7 separate regions of the Homo sapiens genome follow, and regions 2, 3, 4, 5, 6 and 7 are each linked to region 1. Evidence: chromatin loops called from intact Hi-C (ENCODE). Cell type or tissue: heart left ventricle. All regions are shown on one strand.

What was found. A loop is a pair of places that touch in the nucleus more often than their neighbours do. Peaks named below come from ENCODE experiments on the same cell type or tissue, not always from the same donor. Only the 100,000 strongest peaks of a DNase experiment are listed, where the experiment ranks them.
Region 2: it touches region 1 in a loop (4-fold over the local background); 28 of 110 quality-filtered maps call a loop at or near these places.
Region 3: a loop joins it to region 1, with 4 times the contacts of the local background. A loop is called at or near these places in 7 of 110 quality-filtered maps.
Region 4: a loop joins it to region 1, with 4 times the contacts of the local background. A loop is called at or near these places in 6 of 110 quality-filtered maps.
Region 5: it touches region 1 in a loop (5-fold over the local background); 9 of 110 quality-filtered maps call a loop at or near these places.
Region 6: it touches region 1 in a loop (4-fold over the local background); 11 of 110 quality-filtered maps call a loop at or near these places.
Region 7: a loop joins it to region 1, with 5 times the contacts of the local background. A loop is called at or near these places in 20 of 110 quality-filtered maps.

What each region holds. Positions count from the first base shown.
Region 1 is chr15:86,622,422-86,626,421 of GRCh38, reverse strand. The region is part of intron 21 of AGBL1 (AGBL carboxypeptidase 1); the gene reads right to left. Among named protein-coding and RNA genes, the nearest start is that of AGBL1-AS1, 310 kb to the right of the region's middle. In heart left ventricle, a CTCF peak has its summit at 1,671 (motif pointing left); a DNase peak (open chromatin) is centred at 1,551; H3K27ac peaks cover 218 bases.
Region 2 is chr15:88,244,989-88,248,988 of GRCh38, reverse strand. All of the region lies in intron 3 of NTRK3 (neurotrophic receptor tyrosine kinase 3), which reads left to right. Among named protein-coding and RNA genes, the nearest start is that of NTRK3-AS1, 5.7 kb to the left of the region's middle. In heart left ventricle, CTCF peaks have their summits at 1,784 and 1,991 (motif pointing right); DNase peaks (open chromatin) are centred at 843 and 2,028.
Region 3 is chr15:88,453,236-88,457,235 of GRCh38, reverse strand. No RefSeq gene overlaps it. Among named protein-coding and RNA genes, the nearest start is that of MRPL46, 12 kb to the left of the region's middle. In heart left ventricle, a CTCF peak has its summit at 2,042 (motif pointing right); a DNase peak (open chromatin) is centred at 2,035.
Region 4 is chr15:87,603,290-87,607,289 of GRCh38, reverse strand. The region is part of intron 1 of LOC102724465 (a long non-coding RNA gene); the gene reads left to right. Among named protein-coding and RNA genes, the nearest start is that of LINC00052, 28 kb to the right of the region's middle. In heart left ventricle, a CTCF peak has its summit at 2,211; no DNase peak of the experiment used is centred here.
Region 5 is chr15:86,913,742-86,917,741 of GRCh38, reverse strand. AGBL1 (AGBL carboxypeptidase 1) reads right to left here. Exons shown (of 23, transcript NM_001386094.1): 23 at 1,586-4,000. Among named protein-coding and RNA genes, the nearest start is that of AGBL1-AS1, 600 kb to the right of the region's middle. In heart left ventricle, a CTCF peak has its summit at 1,745 (motif pointing left); a DNase peak (open chromatin) is centred at 911; H3K27ac peaks cover 1,175 bases.
Region 6 is chr15:88,272,402-88,276,401 of GRCh38, reverse strand. No RefSeq gene overlaps it. Among named protein-coding and RNA genes, the nearest start is that of NTRK3, 18 kb to the right of the region's middle. RefSeq lists enhancers at 850-1,350, 1,351-1,851. In heart left ventricle, a CTCF peak has its summit at 1,647 (motif pointing right); a DNase peak (open chromatin) is centred at 1,657.
Region 7 is chr15:86,741,734-86,745,733 of GRCh38, reverse strand. The region is part of intron 22 of AGBL1 (AGBL carboxypeptidase 1); the gene reads right to left. Among named protein-coding and RNA genes, the nearest start is that of AGBL1-AS1, 430 kb to the right of the region's middle. In heart left ventricle, a CTCF peak has its summit at 2,256 (motif pointing right); no DNase peak of the experiment used is centred here.

The DNA of each region.
Region 1 (4,000 bases):
TGTTTGGTTCTCTGTTACCGCATTAGTTTGCTAGGGATAATGACCTCCAGCTCCATCCATGTTCCTGCAAAGGACATGGTCTCGTTCTTTTTCACAGCTGCATGGTATTCCATGGTGTATATATACCACATTTTCTTTATCCAGTTTATCGTTGATGGGCATTTAGGTGGATTCCATGTCTTTGCTATTGTGAATAGTGCTGCAATGAACACACGTATGCATGTGTCTATATGATAGAATGATTTATATTCCTTTGGGTATATACTCAGTAATGGGATTGCTGGGTCGAACGGTATTTCTGTCTTTAGGACTTTGAGGAATTGCTACACTGTCTTCCACAATCAAATGCAACCCTTTTTTTCCTGACTTCTGTTCATGCATCTCTTTCTTCCAGCTAGCTCATCCTTTGTGTTATTACCTGTTGATACTCTACTATTCTTTATGACTCAATTGAAACTTTCTCCTTGGTGCCTTCCAAGTTCCACCAATGGGATACAGCTTCTTCATTCGATTCTTGATTGAATCCTGCAGTACTTTGCTTGTCTTTTTCCTGGCTTTTTCTTGCTTTTATTTGCATTCGGATATTGGCATGGCTGGATTCTCAGCTGCCTCTAGGGTTGCATGTCTTTTGCTGCCCTGAACAATAACTTTTTCAGGGGAGAAACTTAATAAATATTGGTTGAGTATTATTAAAATGTGTTTCTCTTCTGTTTATCCTTTACCTGCCATTCTTGACCCATTTTGCTACTACCATTTGATTCACAAATATCCCTTAGCTTCTATCCCAAAGATCCAGAATTTACTTTTTATGAGACTTATTCAAATATATTCTCTGTGTCTTTCATCTCATCATGTCTGAAACTCAGTTCCCAGGAGTCACAAAACATTTGTGTGTAGTTTGTAAATGAACACCCCAATTACAGTGGGATTAATCTGGACAGATCTGGATTAAAATGTCTCCTCTGTATTCTCTTTTGATTACCTTCTTTTAGTCTCACAGGCCCTCAGTTTCTGTGTTTGTAAAAAAAAAAAAAAACAAAAACAAAAAAAAAAAAACGCTAATTTCTTCTACCTTGGAGGCTGTCAGAGCCAAAAAAAGAGAAAGTAATTGAAATGTCTAACCAAATAAGACATGGCCAATCCTTCATTAATGTTCAGAAGTTGAAAGGATCCACCTTCATTTTACAGATTGGGAAACTGAGGCCCATCTCTGTGGATTCAGTGGCTGAAGGTCCCCAACTTGAAGGAGGCAGAGCCGACACTAAAATCATTGTCTCTTGACCCCCTGCCTGGTCCTTCTCCAAATAAATGATGCAGATCCTTCCAGGAACAAACCTGGTCGAATGACTGGAGGTCTATGAGGGAGCCGGTGCTGCGTGGGTGTGGGGCTGTCACCAGTCCTTCATCTCACTCACGGGCACTGCCAAAATGTCGATCCCCTCCGTTAGACCAAGAGCCACACAGAGCCTGGTAAGCAGCTCTGAAGGCATTCTGTCAGGCCCTGGCAGCCGTGACATTCTAGATGATTTTTGAGCAGCTGGGCTGACTCAGGGCTGACTCACTTGGCAATGTGGGCAGGAGAGGGAACGACAAGCTGCTGGTGTCTGACCTTTCAGACCTTGTCTCCCTCCTGAGTTTGTAGAGGAGTCCCTGGGGCAGTTGTGACACCCTGTGGCCAGGTCAGCTCATCACAGCACAGTGTCCCTTAATAAAGAGTGCACTGGGCATTTGCTGGGGAAGAAAGGGTGCTCTCCTGAGTTAGTGGATTATTCCTCCTTTTGGCTGCAGCTCAGGCTCACTGCTCCTCCACTGTCTAGCACCACTTCCAGCCTTAATTAAATTTATGTGCAGCCTTTTGGGCCTTAATTGAGAATACCTTCCAAGAAAGTAGATATGAAGAACTGAAAAAGTGAAGGCCACAGGAAATGACTCAGAATCGATATTGAACACTTCTGGAGGACAGAGGATATGTCTTCCATTCCACAGAGCCCTTACTCAAACCATGGCACTGTATACTGTAGGTGCTCAATAAATGTTACTGCATGTTGAATGTGTTCCATGCCCAATAGCTTGACCAAAAGGCTAATAAGTGTCACATGCTGTTGTATTACATTTGATCTATCAATATCAGCTAGACTCATACTTTTAACATTCAATTCACTTGCTCTTGATTGTGACTTCCCAATAATGAGAACTAGAATATTATTACCTTTCTAAGCCTGCCTAGAGAAGTTTAGAAGAATTTGACAGGCATGCTCTGACATAGGACAATTCATTATAGGACAATTAGATGATGCTATTCACACATGTGTGTGCTTCTTTGACTTTCCATGCTTTTGTTTAGCTTTTCTTCACTCAGTATCCCTTCCTCCCATTCCTCTCAATCTCTATTCTTTCTCTTATGGAAAGGCCCCTAGTTTTATTTTTTATGCTTGCTTTTATTCTTTGAGAAAATAGTTTTTAATGAAAGTATTTAGCACAGCAGTGTCAGACTAGAATGAGATTGCATCTAATTGTGCCTCTTCTAGGTGAACTGTGCAGCAAAGCCCACCAGAATTTAATTTCAGGTGAATAGACAGTAAAATCCACAGAAGTGTATGCACTGATTTAACAGGATTTGGAATTATTGTAAAATTATTTAGAAAATCACTGTCATGTCATTTGTGTTGGAGGAACAGGATTTCGAATTATTGCAAAATTATTTAGAAAAGCACTATCATGTCATTTGTGCTGGAGGAACTGACAGGGTGAAATGCATCTCTTGTCATATACTGGTTCCTAGAAGTATCTCAGAGTATTACTGTCTGCTTCTATCAGATAACAAAAATAAAATAAAGAGAGCAAGAACAAGCATCCAGAGCTGGTGACATTCCTGTGGTTGGAGGACAGTTTGGGTAGTGAACAAAGAGAATGGCAGTAGAGAGAACCTAGAGTTGGAAAACGAGGCAAAAGTTCTGCATATCCTAGACAGCTGTACCAGTGTCTGGAGAACCAGCCACAGTGGTCTCAATTCACACTGCAGACTGCCCTTCTGAATCACAGCTAGCAGTAGCTGTTGCCCTCAAACCCTGTGCTCTGCCAGCCACACTGGATCCCATCCAGCATTTATGATGGCCCCATCCCAACCCTGGCCAACCAGGCTCTACATGATTGAGCTCCTGCCTTCCTCCAAACCCGTCCCCATACCCCACTGCCTTACACACCCTGACTGTCCTGCTTTGCACTTGCGATTCCTTCTCTCTAGAACAGGGGTCCCCACCTGATACCGCTGCATGGCCTGTTAGGCAGGAGGTAAGTGGAGGGTGAGAGAGTGAAGCTTCATCTGTATTTACAGGCACCTCCCATCGCTTGCATTACTGCTGGAGCACTATCTCCCGTCAGATCAGTGGTGGCATTAGATTCTCATAGGCGTGCGAACCCTATTGTGAACTGTGCACTTGAGGGATCTAGGCTGCACTGCATGCTCCTTTTGAGAATCTAATGCTTGATGATCTGTCACTGTCTCTCATCACCTCCAGACGGGACTGTCTAGTTACAGGAAAATGAGTTCAGGGCTCCCACTGATTCTACATTATGGTGAGTTGTATAATTGTTTCATAATATATTACAATGTAATATTAATAAAAATAAAGTACACGGTAAACAGTGCCCTTGAATCATCCTGAAAGTATGCCCCACCCGTAGTCTGTGGAAAAATTGTCCTCTGTGAAACCAGTCCCTGGTGCCAAAATGGTTGAGGATTGCTGGTCTAGAACGTGTGTCCCCCAGTCCCTTGCATGGGATGACCCCTCACTTTATCCAGAACTTGCCTTAAATGTTACCTTCCCAAAGGTCATCATTTCTCCTGCCATTCAAAGTGCTCCATCTTTTCATCCTGTTTCATTTGTCTCTATTTTATTTACTATTACTTGAAATTATATTTCATAGTTTTGTGTTATTGTCGATTTTATATCTTTCCATGATGACTGGTCACTGGTCTCTTTTGGTCAGTGTTTAGTAC
Region 2 (4,000 bases), 1.6 Mb before region 1:
TCCTCCTCTGGGTCTCAATTTCCTTATCTATAAGAAATGGATAATAATAACAACTACATTATGTAAGCACCCTGTTGAAGTTCAGTGCCCTGGGTCATGTCTGGCTAAGAGAAATCTGTCTATACATAACTAGTGACAGCTAGCATCTACTGAGTACATGATAACAATCGTTAGCGTTTCTGAAACACTTACTATGTTCTAGACACTGTGCCAAGCACTCTAAGGCTAATACCTCATTGCAGCCTCACATCAACCCCAATAAGATAAGTACTATTATTAGCCTCATTTTCCAGATGGGGAAACTGAGTGCAGAGAAGGAACTTAACTCACTTAATTTCATGCAGCCAGTAAATGGGAAAGCAGTCTGGCATTTAAATATTAAGCTATACTGCCTATGCTCTTTTGCAATACTCTTATGCATACTAGCATACACATATATATGCACACATGCACACACACACACACACACACAAATATATTACTATTAAGTTAAAAATAAATAAAAGAGTTGATGTAAAAGTCTAGGAGAATCATTTAGTTTACAACATTTCAGTTACTTGGGTGGGAGTTACCCTGGCTGGGATATAAGGGGAAGGCACATAGGATAATTATGGGTGTAGTATTGGCCAAACAGTGTGGCCAACACTGTCCCAGGCAGGCCTCTTAGTAGTGGGGGAGGCTTTTGGTCTCTCCTTCTGACCTGTTCCCAACAGGGAGTTTCTCCTGAAGTTGTGTCTCAGCCACACCCTCTTCCCAGGCCTCCTCATCCACCCCATGATGTCCTGGCCTCTGAGGTCAGGTCAGCCCGCAGCAGAACAGGTGCCAGCTGAGGCTGGCTGAGATTCAGAAAGCTGGTGGCTGGGTCCCAGCCAGCTCCTCTCTGGGCTGAGCCGTGGTCAGCAGGACTATGCCCCTGGTGCTCATGGCCAGCGAGAGCCTGGATGGGAGAGCAGAGGGCTGAGTGGCTTCTCCCAGGTAGAGCTTTGGGGTGCCAGGAGCATTTCTGGGTGCAGAGCAAAAGGGGGGTGTCTAAAGCGCTGGGCAGCTGGAGCTGGAAGCTGATGTTTAGAGCTTCTTTCTGCGTCCTTCCCTGGTCCTCTCCACAATAAGCAGCCTTTATCCCCCCGCGACCTTACCCCGCCTCTCTACCTTCATTGCTCATGGAAGCTCCATCTCTCTCTCCATAGGGATGAGCTCTTAGTGTGGGAGACAGATACAACTTTCTTCTGTGAAACAGCCGAAACTGTGGGGCAGGGTTTGGTGCATTTTCCACGTTTGCTGCTTCTTGGCTGTGTGAGCTTGCTTCATGATCGCTCAGCCACTGGCCTCGCACTTCTGAGAGCTGAGGTCATGGAACTCTCCAGCCCGGCACCCCCGTAGGGTCACTGTCATGTTCAGACCTATGCAATGATGTATTCGCTAGGCTCTGTAAATAATTGGGCACCACGTTGGTTATTTCCTTTTCTAGACTACTGGGAAGATTTCTGAGTTAGAGAGAAGATCAAGACTTTGAACCATAAATTACTAGATCTGGAAAGGGCCTCAGAAAATGTTGGGGCCAAACACTGTTTTACAGAGAAAGAACTTAGGAATCAAGAGAGGTGAATTGATTTGGCCCAATCGCCCAGTGAGTTCCTGGCACAAGGCAGCCCAGAACGAAGGGCCCTGCCTCGCTAGCTGGTGTGGGTCTCCATCCGCCTGTTGGTGTCTGCTCTGGGACTGAGGGGTTCGGGCTTTTACAGGCAGGCGGGGAAAGGAGCTCTTAGAGTGCTGCAGAGAAGAGGAGAACACGAAGGGAGCAATAGTAGCTTCGAAGTCCTAAACCCGGCTACCTGCCGCGGGAAACAGGGCTGCGTGCGTGTATCTGGGGGAGTCTTGGCACAGGCACAAGTGCGTCTCTTCTGTGTTCTGTGCACATCGTGTCTGAGGTCTCTGTAAACAGACCTTAAAAGATTTTGGCTTCCCTCTGCGGCTACACTCCTGGTGGCCACCAGAGGGCAGTGTGGCGCACGAGACGGTCCTGGGCTGATGGCTTCCCAGGGCGGGAGCCGGGCGTGTGGCGCTAGCCTGGTGAGAAGTGCACTGTCAGCCCTGGCTTTCAGAGCATTTCCTGAGCCAGGGCTGAGCAGAGAGGTCAGCTCTCCTCTATGAGGGGCATCTCTCCGCCGAGATGACCCTGCTTCCATTGTATCTCTGCAGTCCAGGGATGTGAGACTCCAGGACCCGGACTTTCTGACTCATGAGCCTTTGGCTTCCTGGGAAGGAGGTGGCTGGGCGAGTGCATTGGATGGAGGAAAGCCACCTGGTGTGCTCTCCTTCCAGCCTTCTCTCAGCAGCAGCAGGAGAGATCAGCACATTTGCACAGAGGGTAATGGGGTGAATGCATGGAAGGTAGCCCAGGAAGACCCACAGGCTTAATAGAGAAGTTGACAGATAGTTTCACTGTGGGGCTAGTATCATGGAGGAAGCGAGCTTTATACAGGCTCTCAGGCTGTCTGATGCCCTGGCTGAAGTGTGGGGGAATCTCTCCCCTCTCCCTGCCCCCACCAACCCAAGCTTGGAAATTACCGGACGACAAGTAGTGCTCAGAAAATAGCAGGTCCTGGCATTGACTAGAGATGAGAGCTTGGCGCCTTCTCTTAACCTCTGCAGATCCCGTGTCTGCTTTAGGAGATAACCATACACAGAGGTGGCTACGAAAGTGCCTTGCAAACCAGGGCCATGGGCCCTGCCTGGACTGGCTGGTTTTGACAGTGCTTCTGAGAGTATCGTTGGCTCGTCTGTCTGTTCCAGGCAGTCTTGTATTTGAGCAGGTGCTGTCTTGTTCCATGCACAAATGAGTGTCCTCCTACTAACAAGGTTATCAGCTTTAGAGACAGGGTCTGCTGCTTTTGGGGTGGGTGTGGAGCTCTCTGGTCTGGGGCCTGTGACTCTTTCTTGAGGGTCTGCTCCCAGCTTCCTGACCTGGGGCTGCAGGCAGTGTTCTCTCTGTTGTGGTCCATCTTTCCCCACTTCCTTATTTCTGATAGCTTTTCAAATCTGGTCCACTGAAGAGAAGGAAAGAAGCTGACATTATCCCTTCTACTGGGCCAGAGATCATTTACATATACAACCCTAATTATTTATGGCAACGACTAAATGAAGCTTTAGATCATGACTCTGCCTCTTACATCCTGAGACCCTGGGCTGGCTACTTGACCTTGTTGATCCTCAGTTTTCTCATATGAAAATAATAAACATAAGGCAGGACTATTATAAGATTTCAATGAGCACGTGTGTGTGTGTGTGTGTAAAACTATTTTCTCTGTCTTCCTATTACTACACCCCAGAACCTCATCCCCACAAGCATAGATACTTTTTATAGCCCTCATCTGTTCTTCTTGCTTCCAGTCTCTCCGCCTCTAGCTCATTTTCCACACCCTAACAGATTAATCTTCTAATCCAGGGTATTTGGTTAGACCAATTCCTGCATCCCGAACTTTTCATGGTCCCTTTGTCTGAGAGGTGGCATGGTGTAGTGGGAAGAGTAGAGGCTTCTTTGGTCAAAAAACTCAGTTTAAATCCTGGCTCTGCCCTGGTATAGGCTTAGGCACATTACTTAACTTTTCTGAGCCTCAGTTTCCTCATCTGAAAAATCTGGTTAGCTATACCCATCTAATAGAGAGGTTGTGAGGGTTGAATGAGATTATGGTAGGTGCCTGGCATGTGATGGCTCCACAGAAGCCAAGCTGGTGAGCAGTCCACAGGAGTCTGTAAGAGGTGATGGGCAGTGACATTTCCAGGTCCTTGAAGAATGGGATTAGAGGAAGTTGCATGAGGGAACTAGCATGTGGACAAAGCTGACGGAGGCAAGAGAAGGACTAAGATGGCATGTATTTGGAAAAAGGGACACAGTGGCTGAGGTACATGCCTTCCACAGGGACAGGGAGATTGTTATGGCTCCTGCTAAGGGACTCCTTTGGAATACCAAGTGTCAGAGTGTCCCAGGCAAAGCCTTTAA
Region 3 (4,000 bases), 1.8 Mb before region 1:
AGGATAATTAGTTGTTAATCTGGCTCCTATACAGGTCAAATATCCCTTATCTGAAATGCTTGGGAGCAGAAGTGTTTTCAGATTTCAGGTTTTTTTGGATTTTGGGATATTTGCATTATACATAATGAGATATCTTGGGAATGGGACCCAAATCTAAACATGAAATTCATTTATGTTTTATATACATCTTATACACAGATTACCCGAAGGTAATTTTATACAATATTTTAAATAATTTTGTGCATGAAACAAAATTTGTGTTAAGTACTTGATGTGTGGAGTTTTCCACCTGTGGTGTCATTGAGGCCCTCAAAAAGTTTTGGAGTTTGGAGCCTTTTGGATTTTGGGGTTAGGAATGTTCATCCGTACCTACTGGGCTTCAGAAACTGTGTGCAGATTAGCTCCTTTCCCCATGAGCACTGGACTTGGGGTCAGAAAACCTGGATTTGAGTTTTTATGACCTCAGTTAAGTTACTGTTACTGTTGATGACAGCGTAGTGACTCCTGAGTGCCAAGAGCCTTGTGAGTGCCCTTACTTACAAGCTACGTTGTTATTTAAACCAGCAGGGCAGGCATCTTTATCCCTATTTTATACATGAGAAATAAACTCAAGTTAGTTAGCTTACTTAGAGTTACTTCCTAGTAAGAAGTGGGGCCAGAATTCGAACCTAGACCTGTATACAAAGGTAGTTCTTAACTTTTCTTAACTTTACCTTTCTCATCTATAAAATGAAGATGATACTTCTTCTCAGGTAATGTGGTAAGTTATGCGAGAGTACTTAGCACCATGTGTGGCTTGTTATAAACACTCAGCAAATGTTTCCCTCCTTCCAACATACTTAGGCTCCTGAATTCTGCTCCTTCATTTAGCTGTAACATCTTTAGCTTTTACAACTCCCATTCTCACCTTTTCTAAGTTATACATTGTGGCAACCAAGCATTTCTGACCTATTTGGAAAGGGATGTGAGTAACTTGGACATTAATGGTTTCCATCCATTAATGCCACACACAATGGATGTATGGCAGGTAAGTCCCATAGCCAGCCTCATCCAGCTGGTTGGGCATGTTAGCTCTGTCCCACCCTGGGCCAGGAAATCCAGAGCCACTGTTAGGCACAGGCTTATGGGCACTAAAAACAGAAAGGATTTGCTGACCCGTTCTATTACCCCAACAGGGGAAAAGGAGTGCCGCTGAAAGGTCAGCAACCCAATTATTGAAAGCTCACAGATCGCTAAGCTTCAAACACACATAGCAAGATAAAGCCTGTTTGCCTGAAATCTCAGGGTAGCCTCAGCCCCTACCCTTCTCCGCTTTATTTTCTAGAAGCACATCGAGCCTGGATTATGGCCAGTTACTTTAGGCTATCAGTCGCCTTTCACCTGTCTTGGCATTTTGGTGCTTAAAACAGGAAGCGAAGGAGGAAAGTGTTCTCTCTGTGGTCAGAATAGGTGCTGTTAAAGGCTCAGGAATAGGTCCAGATAGCTGAATCACTGCTGTAGCTGAGGGGCTGGGGCTGGAAGGTCCCCTGCAAGTCAGGAGATAGGCACTGCCAGGGAGGGTCTTACTAGCCTAGAGCAAGACATAGGTGCACATGTGCACGCATACATCCCAGCTACCCTACTAAGCCACTCTGAAGTGGGCCTGAGAAGCCGGCCCCAGGTTTTATTCAGAGGCTTTGGCAGTACAAACAGAGCATTGATTGCCCAAGTGTCAGATACCAGGCCCCAAGTAGCTGCTGAGTGGCTAAGGTGGGTGGGGGAGAGAGACTCCCAGGTTCTCCTTTGGCCCAGTAGGGGAAAACTGTCCTAATGTAGTCAGATGAGGGCACTGAGGCTAGGGCTTTTGGGAATGACAGGGCTAATAGACAAAGTTGAGAACACCCTGGGCCTAAGGGGATTGGGACACACCTCCAGGTCAGAAAGCCTTGGGGTAGATCAGGCTGAGAAAAGGAGAGAGAGGATATCCCCAGACCGAGAAACCAGATGGCAGCCCAGAGTGGAAGGCGGGGCTTTATGACAGCTGGAGCGGGCTCATACGCATGAGCACCACAAGGTGGCAGGGTTTGCCTGGCATCTGCTCTTCCAGAAGTAGGCTGTCTCTGGAAACCTTCACGAAACCTGGAAACCTTCTGGAAACCTGCCTGGCCTTAGGCTGCTGCCCTTGGAGAAGCTTCGTATCTCAGGCTGAGCAGAGTCCCCAGCACCCAGTCTCCTGGGGTTAAGCAGCAGCCAGAAGCTTGCTGGCAGCCAACCAGGACAGATGTGGGGCACTCATGGCCATCCACCCCCATGCATCAGCTCCAGGGAGTGTCACAGATGGACGCCATGCCCTTGGGAGGGGAGGGCACCCAGACTGCCATGTGTTAGGACCACTTCATGTAGCCTTGTGCTAGGCCTGCATGTCCACAACATAATCTGACTCACCTAAGAATTACGTTGGTCTTGTGTGGCATTTTTAGATCCATAGACAAGCTTGGAGAGGGGAGGAGACCCTGTGAAGGTCTCAGTCAATGCTTGGTAGAGCCAGGATTTGAACCCAGAGCTATGTGATTCTAAAGCCATCCATTGTCCCATGCTGCCTGGACCCCTGCCTTTGTATCATGGAATTCCTGAACTGGTCATGGAGGAGCAATCTACTGCAGGCTCATGGACCCCTTGGAAAGCCTGAACTGGGGTGATTTGTGAGAATATGAAGAGGATTGACATGGAGAACAGTGAGGCTGAAGGGATTGGAATTATTTGAACTTGGAGAAGGGAATGGTGAGAGTCATGGTTTTTGAGTGTGTATATTACTTACACAGAGGATGTCCATTAGTCATCTTGGTCTGAATTAGAGGAAGTAAGCAAGCGTTAAAATGCAACAGTAGGAATTTTGAGAAGTTACACATGGGAAGAGTTCCTTGACATTTAGGATTATTAAATATTAAAGTGAGTTTTTATTTGAAGATGCTACTTCTTAGTACAAAAATCAACAGTTAAAGCACAATTTGGGAAAGCTAATTGGTAACAGTGGGTAAGAATCTCCATGAGTATTAAAAATAAAACAAGAACAAATGCCATTAAAAATAAGGTCAGTTCTGAGTAGTCCAATAGATTAGTCTTTTTCAGTTTGTCAATCACCTCACCACATTTTCTACAAGACGGTAAATCTTGATGACAAGGAAAAACCTCAAATAAAGAGAATTCTTGAAACATCCCAGTTAACCCTTCAACAAATATTTGTGGAGGAGGTTGCTTTACAGCCAAGCACTGGGAATAAAATGGAGACCAAAATACTCTTGGCCAACATCCTCAGTTTAGTGCTGAGGGTGGTGGGGGAACCCTGCCTGTCAACAAGCCAAAGGGAGCTGTGCTGTGCACCAACCCTGTGAGGGCCTCAGAGCAGGCCTCAGAATAGAGGGGAGAGAGCCAGGGAATAGAAGAGAGTAGGAATCACGTGCACAAAGCCCAGAGAGGCCTGGAAGAAGCTCTGTGGGGCTGGAGGGCAGTGCATATGGGAATTATTTTACAGTGTTTTAGGTTCTTAACTGTCCAAGACAGCTTAAGAGTAGTTTTGTCTGAAGGCAAGAGAATGAGTTCCATGATGCCTTGTGCAGAATCACATCTAACCTGAGGGCTGGATTCTAAAGTCACTGTATAGGTCACAAATAATCTATGACTAAAGTTACCATGGAAATATCCTTTAGAAAGGTAACACATTGGTGACTGGCCAGGTCTCTCCGGGAATCTAACATGGCCAGTGTTTCTTCTAGAGGTGGAACCAATCATGATTTATTTGGAGGAGCACAAGATTAACCAGTTGGCTTGTGTTTCGGGGCCATGATGTATAAAATACTAAGATTCCTATCCCTGTCCTTGAAGGGCTGTTGACTGCAGGTCTGTGCCCCATCCCTTAGAGGCTTGAATGGAGCGGGCTGGGAGAATATGAAGAGGATTCTGAATTACACCAAATATGAGATGTTTGCACAAAGACAGACATTCGAGGTCCTAGATGGAGTCA
Region 4 (4,000 bases), 980 kb before region 1:
TAGTTGGAATAATTGACCCCTTATCACCATTTATCAGAAGCAGCTTTTCCTACCTCTCAGTCTTCCCTTAAAAGGAAGGGCCTGCCACTCAGGCCTTCCAGTTCTCTAAGCAAGAAAAGCAAAGTCCCTGGAGATGATAAACTGTTCCAAAAGCTTCAGCCCTCACATGCCTGCTTCCCTCTTTGTGAGTGTAGAGAAGAATGAGAAGCAGCCCATTAATTCAGCAGTAATACAGTGTTTTCCTTTGCAATGTCCTTGATTTTATTTTGTAGTGATTCTTCAACATCACAGGTTAAAGAGGTACGTTTGCTATGGGATGTCTCTAGGCAAATCGAGTGAGCAAAACTATTTAGTCCCCTCCTCTTTGTCCTTACTGAATCTCTTCCTTTTCCTTTAACACCACTAGATCCTCCGATTTCCTCTCTAGGCTCCACTCTCTCAGTTTGCCTTAGCGTATGCATCTGATGGGTTCTAGTACCTGGCATTGGCTTATGGCCAGCTTTTCAAACACATCTATCATTCTCAGTGCTCTGATGAGACACATAGGGCAGGTATCATCATCATCATCAACATCATCTTATAAAATCTCGATCATTTTACAGTTATGAAAACTGAGACCAAAGTAATTGGGATAAATTAATCAAAATGCAAATTCAGACTTCCGATCCAGATTTTTTCCTCATTGATTTCCTTCATCTTTAATGCTGAAGGCAGAGATGGCAAATATATGGCGTTCTTGTAGCCACTTTCTACTCTGGTACCCACTATAACTGTTCTAGTTTTCTTGTTCCTTCCTAAAGTGCCTTGGATGGCTTAGAAACACTTGTAATATTGTTCTGGATAATCACTATCAATTGAACAAAGATGGCAAGTAAATTAACACACAATTTTCACTCTTAGCCGAGGTCAGAACTTCCCAAGTGATACTGGAAGTAAGAATTCTACAGAGCAAAGGCTTTCAAATGTCATAGGATGACTTAGTTGGAGGAGCATCAGGGGCAAATGCAAGGGAACTAATTTGTTTTTTGAGATGGAGTTTCACTTTTGTCATCCAGGCTGGAGTGCAATGGCCTGATCTCGGCTCACTGCAACCTCCGCCTCCCAGGTTCAAGTGATTCTCCTGCCTCAGCCTCCAGAATAGCTGGGATTACAGGTACCCACCACCATGTCTGGCTAATTTTTGTATTTATAGTAGAGATGGGGTTTCACCAGTTTGGCCAGGTTAGTCTTGAACTCCTGACCTCAGGTGATCCACCCCTCTTGGCCTCCCAAAGTGCTGGGATTACAGGCGTGAGCCACTGTGCCTGGCTACAAGGGAACTAATTTTAATGAGTGCCTATGATTTTTGTAGACTTCGTGTTAATTCTGCTTATAACCTATTGAGATAAGCAATGTTATTTCTGGTTTTCAGTTGAGGAAACTGAGGCTTAGCGTTGAAGTCACTTACCCAGACATGGAGTCAAGCAAGAGATGGAGTCTGAATTAGAGGCAACATCTGAGCCAGAAGCTCTGCCATAAATCTGCCCTCACCCACTCTCTTCCCAGCCCTTCAAACTGAACTTCTTTTCATCTTATTGTAATAGCATGCATCTCAACATTAAAAGAGAACAGCTATAGAAAAAAAATATGGGGCAGAGAAAAGAGATAAGTACAGTCACAATGTCAGGATTTGTTGTTTGTGATCTTGTGTATAAAGGTATGAAGCCAGAATTAGCTCTTTTTTCCCCAAGAACTGTGTGTGTTTAAGTATTATCCTGCACAAGTATGTAAATTTTTAAAACCCATTTCTCAATCCTTTTTCTATTTCCTTGAAGATACCCTTATAATACCATGCATGTGTGTGTGTGACAATTTTCCCTTTGCTGCTCTGCAGTTAGTGGATCAGGATCAACGATTGTGGCAGGAGGAAGAGGAGGAATAGAAAAGAATATCAAAGGCTGTATCAGCCGCCCAGTATTGATTAAACACTTTCTGTGTATCTTCCATTGTTCTAGGCACTGTGGGCACCACAGAGAGTGTAAGACAGGGTCACTTCTTTCTGAGACATTATAATGAGCTTAATTTCAAAGACCTTAATATCTGGTAGAAAAAAATAATGTCTGAATTAGGAAAGTAATAGAATCACAAAAAGCTAGGAGTTGAAAGGGACTTTATATTACTTGCCGCTGCATCCCTCACTGATGGATGAAGATGAAATTGTATTTTTGCGGCTTCACCGACAGGGGGCTCATGCTCCCTTGTAGTGGCACATCTTTACTCCATCACTTGTGCCTGATGACCCTAGTTCTGCTGTCAGGGCAGCTTAGTAAACGTCTCTTTCTTCTCATAAGAATGCCTGATAGATTAGAGGGTGGCTACTATCTCTTCCCTTAGCTGCTTTTTTTCTATCTACTCTTTCTGCAACCATTTCTGTGGTCATGTTTCAGAAACTTCACCATCCCTCCTCTGGATCCCCCCTAGTTAGTGTTAACAAGACTACTGAGAAAGAAGTATTGGGTTAAGAGAGACTTCATTTCTTTGTGCAGTTTGCAAACCAAAAATTTGATAAAGACTTCAGTACAAAACAAAGATGCATTCCCAGAGAACAAAGAGAGGGTTATGTTTTATAGAAAAAGTTCCCACATGGGCCCACTTATGCAAATGAGGGATGCACACTTGCTTAGTCCTGATTGATTGATGCTCATTGACTTCTGATTGGTGGATGCAGGTCACAGCCTATAGTTTGATTCAGGCAGCATAAACAGAAAAAGACAACTTTGAAAGTCCCAAAGTTATGTGTGTGTGGGTTTTCCTGGGATGCTGAGTACCTGTGTGACCTTTCTTCAGCAAATGGCTGCTTGGTTGTATTTTACATTTAGGCCCAGTTCGCCACTCAGGATCCATCTTTAAGGATTCACTCTTTTAGAGTTTATGTTGGCCAGAATCCTCCTTAAATATGATTGAGGGAAACAAGTGTAATCCTCCAAGATTGGCTGACTCGGGTAGAAGATGCTGCACCATTTTTCCAGCTCTGAACACTCTGCCTCTTTTATTGCGGGCTAAGTTTGTGGTAATATTTTAGCAGCTGCAGAATACCATTGGCACCCATTAAATGCATGCTGGTAAGCTTCAAATTATTTCCTTGGGGATGGATGTCAGGTTAAAGGCATTTTAGGGTAATTTTAAAGTATTTTAAGGAAGTTAGTCATCAAACTTGAGTGCTAATTCTGGTTTTACTACTATTTGGCTGTGAATCCTTGGGCAAGTCCCGTTTTCTGGGCTTCAAGTTAATATCCCTGTTAAATAAGGCAATTGAACTATTAATATATGATCTTTCAAGTCTCATATACTATTAAATTTCTGAGCGAAGGCTAAATTCCATCTCCTGTAAGAACAATTGCATTTTCGAACCCACATGCAAAATTTCACATTTGCCCCATTACGTTTGTCCCATTTATTCCAGAATGTTTTGGCCCAGGTTTCCAAGCTTTTAAGAACTTTTTGAATTACAAGCCCATAACTGAATGCATTGACTCTTGTGCTTCACAATGTTTCATTGGTAACAGATCAGCTGTTTAAGAAGCTCTTTTAGAATATTGTCTGACCAACTTCCTTCCTGATCTTGACTCTTTTCAACCTGGATTTCTCAACTCAGCCTATTCTTTGCTACCAATACTCCTTAGTTTATTAGCTGGCACTTTCTAGAACCTACCCTTTGCTGTTTTTGAGAAATTATGATTAAAATTATGTCTTTAGTCTTCAGGCTTATCTCCTTTTCACCCTTCTCAGTTCCTCAGAGTTCCCTGATTAAAATTTCGCACGTCTACAAATTCTTGATTCATGTGTGATAAACATTTTGTCATTTAACTTTTGGCTGTCCAGCATTCAGTTCTTGTTTTTGAAGAGTTCCCTTGTTGCACATATTAGTGGTAGATTGCAGTACCACACACCTTCCATAATGGAAGTCAAAGTGAGAGCTCTCTCCTCTCAGCACCACAGCCAGTATAGAAGTGCACTCCCT
Region 5 (4,000 bases), 290 kb before region 1:
ATCTTTGGTACCATCTAATGCACAGCAGAGCAGCTTTTCATCCCTCACCCCGACATTTGCATATCCCCAAATTCAAGAAACCGCCTCACTAAAGGAAGTCTCCAACTGCTTTGAATCTCTACGCTTCGCAATGACAAGGCCTGGAACAAGGTTGTAGAGGTGATCCGCATATGTTTACTTGCCCTGTGGCTGCTGCTAGGTCACTGCTGTCTGTCTCCTTGCATGTTGCATGTAACTGTACAGTGGCCGGAACATTCAGTGTGCTCAGTAATAATGAGCTCCCTTTCCCTAACCCTCTTGCACACATCCTCCCCTAAATGACCAGATTTGAAAGTCATTTTGATTGAAATCCTGAGTGTGTGCAAAGAGCCTAGGAGGAAGCTGGGCCCCAAATGCTGAGAGACAAGGTCGATGAGGGCAGTTGGCCCAGGCCCAGGCAGAGGCCAGGGACAGGAGAGGGACTGTGAAAGAACTCTCTCTGAACAACCAACAAAGAGTCAGTGAGGAGTGGGTGGACCAACTGCACAGTGGGGAGGAAACGAGCCTGAGAGAGCAGCCACGCCTCTCCCCCATCTTCTCTATCTTCTCCCAGGGTGGCATCAAACTCCCCCTTCCAACAGCACTTTAAACACCAGTGCAGCACCTAGCAGGCCAAACCATGTGGATGAAAACAAATTAGATTCTTCCCTGCCCCACCCCAGCTGAAGTTTGCTGACTCAATTCATTCCCCCTCCTTTAGGTCTTCCTGTTTATGTTGTCATTTTGTTTTATTATTTATTTTTAGCCCTGATTTCGGAAGCTTTTATTCTGCTGGGCATTGGCAGGATATCAACGGCACTGCTCTGCTCTGTGCTCTGAATAGATCATTGTGCAGGCCTGGCCTCGGTCCCTGCAGAGACAGAACGCTAGTGTGAGCCACCTCACGCTGCCTCTTCACCGGCCTGGCCAGCCCCGGGCCTGCTGGTGTTCTCTGCAGGCCCCGCCAGCACAGCATTCATGTTCATGAATATTAGAAATAGAAGTGAGGTTAGATTTCGTGTGGTCCAGCCCTTCACCCTCCAATGGAGAAACTGAGACCCAGAGGAAAGGGTCAGCCCAAAGCCATATATTGAAGTAACCGAGCCAGAGCCTAAACCTTGGACTCTCAACTTCTGTTATAATGTTCTATTCCATATGCTACGGAATCACTTAAAGAACAAAACCATCATTTCCTAAATTACACAATAGGTGAAGACCAGAGTGCCTGATCCATTTTTATTATTTACATATTTTTTCTGGACTCTGGATGTACTTACATTCACACACACACACACAAACACACACACACAAAGTCCAGGACATCAATAGGAACTCCTTTCATCGTTCTCACAGGTTATTCTCTGTTATTTTTTCTTCTTTAAAAAATTTAAAAAAAAATTGCTGTGAGCTGGTAGCAGCAACCTGGTGCGGCTTGCCTCCTTGGACAGGCTGCAGCAGCAATGAAGCAAGGGACACGCTTCAGTTCCCAGGACAATGGTCTCTTTGACTGGGAATATACCAAACCAGAATTACAAGTGTGCAAGAATAAACAAGGCTGGAGTCAATCTAAAGTTGTTTTACACTCTGTTTTATTAAAGTCAATGCATTTCCGTTCCTATGTGCCCAGCTTAGGCTTGCTTAATTATAGACACCCGGGGTGAATGCTAATGTAGACAGGACAGTCGGTGATTGGAAAACAAGGCCCTTTTCTGACCTCTACAGGCCATTTGGAGGAAACAAGAAATTGCTTCTGGAAAATTACCGACCAGGAGGCACCGCAAACGGGGCTGAGGGAGGTTTCTCCTGGACGCCTCCTTGAAGCTCTGAGTTGGCTGGACTCACGTGTGTCCTGCTTTCCTGCAGCTCTGCTCTCCATGCGTAAGAGGTTACTGAGGCAACGGGTAGGAGGTCATTCTCAGGAGACCGTTCTAACAGAAATTAAGATCTCAACCATTCAACACATATTTATGGAAGTCCCACCACATCTTGGGCACGATGCTAGGCTCTCAGGATGTAGCAGTGAACAAAATTGTCTTTGTTCTCCAAGATATTACAGTCTTGGTGCAGTGGGGCGGTGGGGGGGAGGTGAAGAGGGGACAGCAAAGTCCACAGGCAATGCCATACAACAAAAGCTGTGACTGGGTTTCTCCAAGATGACAGTAGGAACTCAGAATCAGATCATGGGAGACTTCTTGGAGGAGCCTACATTTAAGCACATAATGGATAGATCTAGGCACATGGATGGAAGAAGAGGGAACAGAAGAGTAAGGTGCTTTCTGAGAATTGAAAGTAAGTTTTTATGACTTTAACAGGGGCTGATGTCAAGAGAAGAGACCAGAAAATTACGTAGTGGCTGGATCTGAAAAGGCTCAAGCACTAGGTCCTGTCTGCATTTTATCCTTAAGACCATGGGAGGTCACTGACAAATTATAAACTGCGAAAGTAGAAGCCGGTTTTCCTTCCTAATACTATCAGGCTGCACAGGGATGAAAGGGTTGGAAAGGAAGCACAACCAAAGGTGAGAAGAGTGGTAAGAAAACTTGAAGTCCAGGTGAGAACAGTGTTACCGAGTCTGATTCTTAGCTTTGGACTCCAACCAAAGCTAAGATTCACACTCAACAACATTGCAGATTCATCTATTTAGTGAAGATCTGAGTACCTGCCTCGGCCAGACAGTGAGCTCTGCATCTGGCACACAAATAAATCAAACAACGCCGGTTTACTATCGGCATAATCAAGTTTAGGAATTTGGAGGTAGAGATTTTGTTGGGAGGAGATTTTGACTTTGAACCTGTTGAGTTTGAAAAGGAGCAGGAAGTTATGCAGAAATGGCCAGTAGGAGTTACTTGTATTTGAGTCAAGGATCTACAAGAACAACACACTTTCCTAGAAATGGAGACTTGCTCCATAACCTCTCAGAGGGCCCTTAGGGGTCTTTGAAGAAAGATGTTTTTCCTTGGAGAGCAAGTTTAAGAGTCCGATTGCCTGAGTTAAGGTTGTGATCTGCTACTTACTACCTGTATCATCTTAGGCTAGCCCTTAAATTCTTAATGCCCTCATTTATAAAGTGAGCATAACAACAGAGTTTAGCTCGTTGGGCTGAAGTTTTAGGCTTAAACATGATGACACCTGCGATGGTCTTAGACTATTATAGATACTAAGTGTTGCTAATTACCACGTTAGCTGTAACTGTGTTATGGTTCATATTCACCTCCTCTGGGGAAGTGGAGGGAGCATGAGTTAGGAAGTCAGATTTCCCCGGGAACAGATTCCAGCTCTATCATTTACTAAACGTGTCTCTTTAAGTATGGGTGCACTTCATTTTTAAAATGGCAATCATAATGTCCATTTATCCCACAGAGCTGGTACTGAGAGTGAAATGAGTCACTTATGTGATTGTCTGAGCAGAGCAGAAACACAGGCAGATTTTTCCTCCTCTAATACCTCCCAAAATAACTTCCTCTTCAGAATGAAGTGTGGGTGGGGTCTGGTTGATAGTCTTCTACCCCAGGACATTCATTCATTTAACCCCCATACCCTGGATGTTTGGATGGCAGACCTGTCGGCTTCTCTGCTTCCTGTCCCGTCCCACAGCCAGTAGAGACAATTGAACTCAATGCCATGTCTTGCCCTGCCCTTCAAGACCAGGGCTACACTCAGACACTTTAACTGAATAGCTCCAAATAATTATGCTTAAGTGTTACTTATTTTGCCAGGAGCTGGTCATAATACTTGTCTGATACCAAGAAATCATTTTAACCCCATAAGAGCCTAGAGACTATAAAAGATCATTGAAATCCCCCCATGTAGAATCATCTTTGCTTCAGCCTTTTTATTTACTTTTAGACAGAGTACAGGGTCTCACTCTGCCACCTAGGCAGGAGTGCAGTTGTGCGATCACGACTCACCGTAGCCTCAACCTTCCACTTCCAGGCTCAGGTGATCCTCCTGCCTCAGCCTCCCTAGTAGCTGGGACTACAGG
Region 6 (4,000 bases), 1.6 Mb before region 1:
CAGACCTTCTGGATCAGCATGTCTAGGGATGGGGCCCAGCAATCTGTGTTTTAACAAGCCCTCCAGGTGGTTTTCATGCATAGTGAAGTTTGAGAAGCACTAATTTAGGGCTGAATGCTTGGAAAGCCCCAGCTCCCTTTCTAATACCTGCCAACCCCATCACCTGGAGCTTTGGAGAGCCAGGGTTTTGGAAGATGGACCCAACTTCCTTCTGGGTCTCTGCACTAGTCTTGCTGTCCACCTCTCAGGCAGAGAAGGCAAAACTGGCCTTGGCTGGTGTTCCTCGCACACCCCCATAGCAGGCATCAGGCTGTGGGAAGTTCTGAATAATGAATGCTGCAGAGAGGGGTGCTGGCTTTTTCCGTTCACTCACTGAGCGCCTTCCCTAGTGGGTGGGGTGCACAGTCATCACCCACCCCAAGAGCAATCTTCTCCGGGTGAGAACAGGCCCCTGCCCCCGCCTTTCCTCCCTCACCCACGGAGGCTGGGAGCTGGCTGGGGGAGGCTGCTGAGCCATGCCTTAGAATTTATTCCAAGCAAGGGGATGCAGCGTGCTCAGCGACGAAGCCGTCAAGGTCTTGGTTTTTGTTTTTTCCTAGCCAATATTTATTGAGCTTATCTTCCAGGTACTGGGCTAAGTGGTTTGTGTGCTTACTCTTTACAACAGTTCGATGAGGTGGTTTCGCCATCCTTATTTTTCAGAGGAGCGCAAGGCTCAGAGATGTTAAGTGACTCGCCCAAGTCAACAGCTGGTGTGTCTGATTCCAAAGCCCAAAATTTTACCTGAAGCTCCATGTGCTTCTCCATGGGCCCCTGTTTGTAGCCCCTGAAAAAGGAGGGAGCGTGGACTATCAGGGATGTCAGCTTCTGCCAGTGCCCAGGAAGCTATCTTTTAAGCAGAAATCCCTGAGCCAGTGATTCAAAATTGAAGGATGCTTAATTGCAATTTAATCTTACATCAGGAACTCTATATGTGATTCATGTAATATCAGCTTATGCTGAAACCCTCACCTCTGTTCCTTCTCCCTTTGTCTCTTTCCAGTCTTCATGGCTGTCTCCCGACTAAGACGAGCTGGAGCTGAGCTGGGCACCAAGAAGGGTGTGTCCTGGCTCCAGCTGCAGTGCTGGGAGCAGCCCTGGGCAAGTGCCGCTCGTGGAGGTCAGAGGGCTGGGAGGAGCTGCCTGGAAGCACCTGGGTACAAGAAGGGTGACATTGTCTAGGATGAGGGCAGCCTCAGCACCTGACCTGCTGGGGCCGGAATGTGACTCCTTTCTGGGACCTCAGGTCCTTCTCCAGGAAGATTCCATAGAACCCTCCAGCATCTTCCGTGTCTCCACTGCTTGGTTCTGACTGTCATTCACTGTGCTGCTGTCCCTTTTTGACCTCTTTCTCAGGCCCCATCCTGCTCCGCCCTCTCAGCCTGCCCCTCAGGCTCCAGGGCACAGATTCTGTCCCTGTGTCTGCCTGCTCCAGCTGGCTTTGTGGCCTCTTGTTTCCTTCAGAGTGTCTGTGTCACCTTTGAAGTTTGCCCTCTGCCCTTGGGTGGCGAGATGGGGCTCCAGGGTGATAATCAGGGTGTGAAGGGATGCAGCATCCAGGCAAGGCGTGACTGCAGGAGCCCTGGGGGAGAGGTGGCAGCTGGACCTTTGCTTTTCCTTCCGTGGCCAGTAGGTGGTGCTAGATGCCAGCCAAGGCCCATCTGGGGCCTTGGATGTGCAAACTGCAGCCCTCACTTGCAGCAAAGGGCTCAGCTTGCCACCCAGCTCTTTTGGGAGAGATGTAAGGAAACACAGACTTGCACGCTGATTCAGGACACTGGAGGGGATGGGAGAACTCAGTAGTTTCTCTTCACTCAGGCTTGTGGCCCTTATAGGTTTGTTCCCCACTAGGAATTGGAAACAGGTTGAAAAGAGAACCTACCTTACCTTTTCCTCCCCAAGGAGATTGGAGGAACTGGATTACAGGCACTTGTTTCCACCTTTGCCCAAATATCATCTCTTCCAAGCAGGGGTTGACCCTTGCCTGTGGGCGCTCATGACAAGTTTTATTAATGCTTCACCACACTGGGGGCACATTATACGTGACAGAAGCACTGTTTCCATGGCTGCCTTCCTCAGTAGACTGTCAGCTCCTGGAGGTCATTTTATAATCACTTCTGTATCCCCAGTGCCTACTCAAGGCCTGGCGCATAGCATGTGCTCAATAAATGAGTTAGCAAGTGAATGAGTCAATGGAGAGATGAGCTCAATAGTTTCTACTGGCTGTAAAGAGAATGTGCTATCTTTCTGTTTGGAGATCTTTAAGTACAGAGGTAGTCCCTCTGCTTAAGGATTTTAGGGATGGCCCAGTGGAAAGGATGAACATTGAAGCCTTCTTGAGGCCAATGCCGAATTCAGAACTTCACACATATATATGGAAGGTGCTTATTTTCCTTTCATTTGATGAACATTCACTGCATGCCCACAGTGGACCAGGTACATCTTTCTAAGTCAAGAAACTTCCTCATGTCTGCAAAGAAATCTTCCCATATCTACAAAGAAGAGGAATGACATATAGCCTGGACACTGGAGCTCAGGGACTTTGGACTTAGCTTCCAGGCATGCAGAGCTCGGGAAAATGGTTGGACTTTTGGGGTTGACCAGTCAGAAAATAAAAAAGGAGCTCTGTTGGGCAGGACCTGGGCTGCTGGGCTCAGTGTGCAGAGAGAGGGGATGTTATCTAGGCAGGGAAATGAACAAGCATTGAAGTAACCTGGTTGGCGGGGGCGGGGGGTGGGGGGGGGCGTTTGTTCCTCTAAAACTATTTTTCCCTGCCTAAGACTCAAACTCTAAAGAATGTGCAGTTTTATTGAGAATAAGCAGGCTAATCAGATGTGCAGCTGACATGGAATTGGGAAGGGTTAGGTAATTCTGAGGATCCCTAAAGATCTGTACAGACAAGGATGGAGGGATGAGTCAACAAGGCACCGTGTAACAGGGATAAAAGTAAAGTTCTGCCCCAAAAGCCAACTGGATTTAGGAGGCATGGCTTTAGAGTTATGAAGACTCTAGGGCTTCTTAATGATACGAGTTAGCCATGGAATGGGAGGGCCACAACAATAAATTAGTGTTGCAAGAGTGTTTAGAATAAGGGTCTGAGCTGCAGTCGGCTCTGGTTAACCACTCTTGGAAGGTTCCATTCAGTTCTAGGGAACTTTATAAGGATTCAATGAACATCAGTTTGTGTTGAAACCCTGATGCCTGTTCCTTCCCCCTTTGTCTCTTTCCAATCCTTATTGCTATCTCCCAACTAAGAAGAGCCAGAAGAGCTGTCTTTTAATACATATGATGTACTGAAGCAAACACTGAGGGAACAAGCCCAGCAAGGCGAAGACTCAAAACCAGCTCATAAGAGAAACCATTGAAGGAACCAGAGCTCATTACCCTGGAGAAAACAAGGCATGGGGCACGTGAGACTCAAAGGAGTGATTCTACTTGTGTTGAGATGACTCGGTGAGCAGACTTGACATGTCTGCGGCAGATGAGTTCCCCTGGGAATTTGCAAGCCCAGGATGGGGGTCGAGTTTGAAGCCCCTGTGTTTCCTTTTGGGCCTCTGAGACCAAGAGCAAGTCTCTCTCTATCTCTCTGCACCTCTAAGCTTCCTCAGGGACTGCTTAGCCATAATGTCAAGTAGCTGTAAGGGTCTGTGGCCTCACAGCTCTGCCTCTCCTGTTGGCCCTGTGGTGCCGCACTCAAGCCTCTTGCTGAGCCTGGGGCTGTGGATTGAGCTGGCTCCTCTTGAGTCTCTGGGAGAGAACCAGGAGTAGCAGAGCTGATGTGCTTATGGCTCTCAGAGATGGGGCAGCTCAGGCTCGAAGGCTTCTGCTGCTCTCCTCTTGCTCCCTCCTCTGCAAAGACTTGGGGTTCAAATCCTAGCTGTGTGATCTTGGGTAAGTCAGATGACCTCCCAGAGCCTCAGCATGGGCACTTGCTGGGTTAATTTCAAGATTCATTAATCTT
Region 7 (4,000 bases), 120 kb before region 1:
CACCAAAGACCTGAGTTACAATTTCGGCTCAGCCTTGGACAATCCATTTTCCCCTTTAGGTCTGTTTCTTCACAGATAAAATCGGGAGGTGGGATTTAAATAAAATTTCTGAAATCTGACATGCACCACGTAGTATTTGAAAATGCCAGGCCCTCAATGCCATCTCCCCTTGACCAAGATTTTGGTCCAAAAAACTGGTTCCTACATAAGGTCCAGAAAAAGACTGAGCCTCTCTGGGCAGTAGTTCCCAGTTCTCTGCACCTCCTTTTTAGACCATTTACTGACAACTTTTCCTGTGGCATAGATGCATGTTTAAAACAACGGACTTTGGGGGTCAGACGGCCCTCAATATAATGTTTCACTTAATATTTTCTATACTTGTGTAATTCAGAGCAGGTCATGTAAACTTACAGCCTCTATATTCCCATTTTTTAAATGGGGATAATAATACCCCTTCTTCAAGGTTAATATATTCAGAAAGATTGGGCACAATGCCCATCACATACTAAGACCTCAGCAAATAGCAATTATTTCTATCAAAATTATCTATATGTTTATTCTTAATATGCCAGGATGTCATTCCTTGAATTAAACATACTCTCTCCTTTGTTTTCACTGGTGTATTTTGGTGCTACATATATAAGAAATGGATCAGCAAACAGCAGTACGTCTACGGAAAGACATACTCTATTACCTTGTCTTCCCCCAGTGGTCCACCTGGTCCCAAACTCTTCCTGGCCCCGCTTTTAGCCCTATCCCTAATAGGTACTTCTCGAGAGAGATCAATGGTTTCAGATGAAGACCAAGAGCAGGATAGAGCTGCTCCGCAGATCAACAGAGGTTTGCAGAATGACACCAATCTGGCACCTGGGTCTAGCACTGAATTCACACCAAAAAATTATAATGAGTTAAAGGCAAAGACAAACAACCCATCTCTCAAAACTATGTATTAACTCAACTGATAGAAAATAACAGCGAGTGAGACATCCTGTGAAAGTGTGATTTTCTCCCATATTAGTCTCAGGACTCAGTGCAAAGAGGGAGGGTGGGAGAAACACGGGGAAGGGAGAGCTGATCTATTTTAACTCCTCCCCCCCTCTGGGGGTGAATGTCTCCCTTCTTGCCTTAGTCTAATGTTGATCTATAAAGAAAGGTGCCTCTGCCCTTTGCTTTCGGAATTGATGGTCTTGGACTCCACTGTTATTGCCCTGATTCCCTGAAAGGTCCCTTGATTTATTCCCTTTATATTAGAAAACCATATCTGCTCATTATCTAGGAAGGTCACTGGGAGGGAGATATTTCTTCCAGCTTCAATAGCAGATCACTTGGCCTTGTTTCATATCTCTGTTGGCACGGCAGGAGCTCTGTGAGAATGGGGTAGGCCGGGACAAACAATAAAGGCAAATTTATTCCTGAGCAGAAAGCACAATGCAAAGACATGGCAGAATATATAAATATGCAAAGCGGGCTCGTCAGCTAGCATCCTTAGTTTCCATTTCCACTTTTATTTCCAAAGCTAATTATTCCTGTCAATAGGAAGTCCTGCCTTAACTAAGGTGGCAGGAAACCGTTAGTCATTGGAAATGTTTGTGTTTTAAACTAGAGTTGAATCTCCCATTTCATTCATTTCTCAGCAAGAATCTGGTCTCAGCTAACATTTGGAAGGGTGGATGCATATGTATCTGTATCCCTTGAAAGTAAATATATATATTTAAATAAGATGGCATTGTTCTAAAAAATATTTTCCCAGAAAATTATGATTTATTTTACTTCTAAGTTATCTTTTCCTAACTTACCCATATCAACTTGTCTTTTCTTTTTGTCAAAAATAAAGATTGTGTGTAGACGTGTGTGTGTTGCGGGGGATGGGGGTGTGTGATCAGATACACTGGAAAGGCCATATTAGGTAGTTAAAGCTAGAACTGGTTAGACTAGGGCAGTCAACATTTCCAACTCATAACCTTTCCAATATTGCTATAAGGTCATTCAGAAGCTCTCAGATATTTTTCAGGGATCATCCGCATCAGAATCCCCTTGGGGTCTTCTTTAGAATACAGATTTCTTGGGCCTACATTAGCCCTCCAGAACCAGCCATTTGGAAAGTGAAACCTGGGAATCTGCACTTTAAAAGCACACTCCTCTAATGGAGGTCCATTGGGTTATTCAGGTAAGAACGCTCCCCAGTGTATGTAAGTGAAGATCCCACATGCACTATGGCCACAACCTTCATCTCACAACCCGACACCAGGGGACGCTCTCTTGCCAGAAGCTCAGCCTACTAAGAGGGGAAAAACAGCCCAGGTGGTTCTGAGAAGCTGTAAGGATGAAAATAGGATGAAGTGGATTTGAAAGATGTTCCCCAGAACCTAGGGGAGTGACAGATTTGATGATAACATTTAACCCCCTTAGGCTCCCCTAGAGTTTCAGTCAGAGAGATATTCTTCCTTCCTTCCATTATAACAAATGTTGGGTCAAAAATAATCGCAAAGTCAATAGCCCACTTAAGTAGATGAATTTTAAGATACGTAAATTACACCTTAATAAAACTATCGAAATAAATAATTTAAAAAAATACTTTTTAAAGAAAAATATAACTTGGGTGTCTTGAGGAGCTATATGTTCAAGTCTTTAACATTGCTGTGACCACGCTCCTTGGGAGTCTTCAAAATGCATCCATTCATCCAGCTTACAATTATTGAGCCCTGCTTTCATCTAGGTGCTACAAAACAAAATACAAATTTTTTGAATAAATTATATATGATACTATTACCCCCACAGCGTCCACAGAATTTATCCATATAACAAGCATTGAAGTATGTTGATTTTCAGTTTGGTTTTCTCATTATTTGCTGAACTAAGCTACCTGTAGGCTTCTGATTCTTTCCAATGCAGAATTTAATTTAGTGACTAACAGACCAAAGCAGAGAGAGCAGCAGGGACTGTTTATTCTGCATAAGGAGACTTGTATTTACCCAGATTCTATCAGAGGAATGAATAGAGCACTGAAGGAAAGAGGTTCTTTTCTGACACTGCTAATGGCAATATTATCAGAGTCCAAGTCCCTCTCTGTGGCAAAATGGGCAAATCCTTGGGAAAGCCACAGCCCTGAGACTGGCCTACGGGGAGGTAACTTGGAGAGGCAGAGGCAATAGGCAGAACATAGGGACAAACAGAAGATGAGGGTAGGTGCTTCTTTTTCCTTCCCTGCATCCCATAATCTGATCTCGTGATACTTCAAGCCCATGGGAACAACAAGCTAAAGAAAGCCTCATTGGTAAATAAGGATAAGGTCAGATTAACAGAGAAACAACTTTTGGCTTTTGCCAAAGTGTGGGTAAAGAAGAGTTTAGTCACTTCTGTCATATATTTCTTGACAAAGGGACTCGACAAAAGCAGAGGGCATTGTTTCATCTGTAACTAATTTTAATCAATCTTCCTCTACAAAATGTCTGGAAAAGCCATGCCGTCTGATTCCATTTGTAGGGGCTCATAAAAAGTACAAAAAGGAAATCCTCTAGGAAAGAAGCTGTGACACAATTGGTCCTTTGCAGTCTGGGTCACGTTTCTTTATGTATGCCCAATAAAAAGAATAGCCATGTCATCAGTGAGTATAGATGGCTCAATGCCTCACTGCTGGTTCAGAGTCACTGCCGGCCTCTCAACCCTCCTCTCCACACAAAAAAGCTTACCCTTCCCTTTCATCATCTTTAGCGTGGCATGGGTTTTAAGCCACTCATAGTTTAAAAAAAAAAAAAACTCCAGTGGATAAAGAGAATTAATATGGACCTAGATCTGAAGAGGAATAGAGAAAAACTGAAATTAACATTTATAAAACATCTACCATATACCAGACACTATCCTAGGCACACTGTATGAATTCTTAAAATAACTCTTAAATGTAAGCATTGTCCTTTTGTTTTGCAGATTGAATAACTAAAACAAGGAGAGGTTAAAAAAAAAATGTCTGCTAGCAAATATTAAAGCTAAATTAGAAACTGGA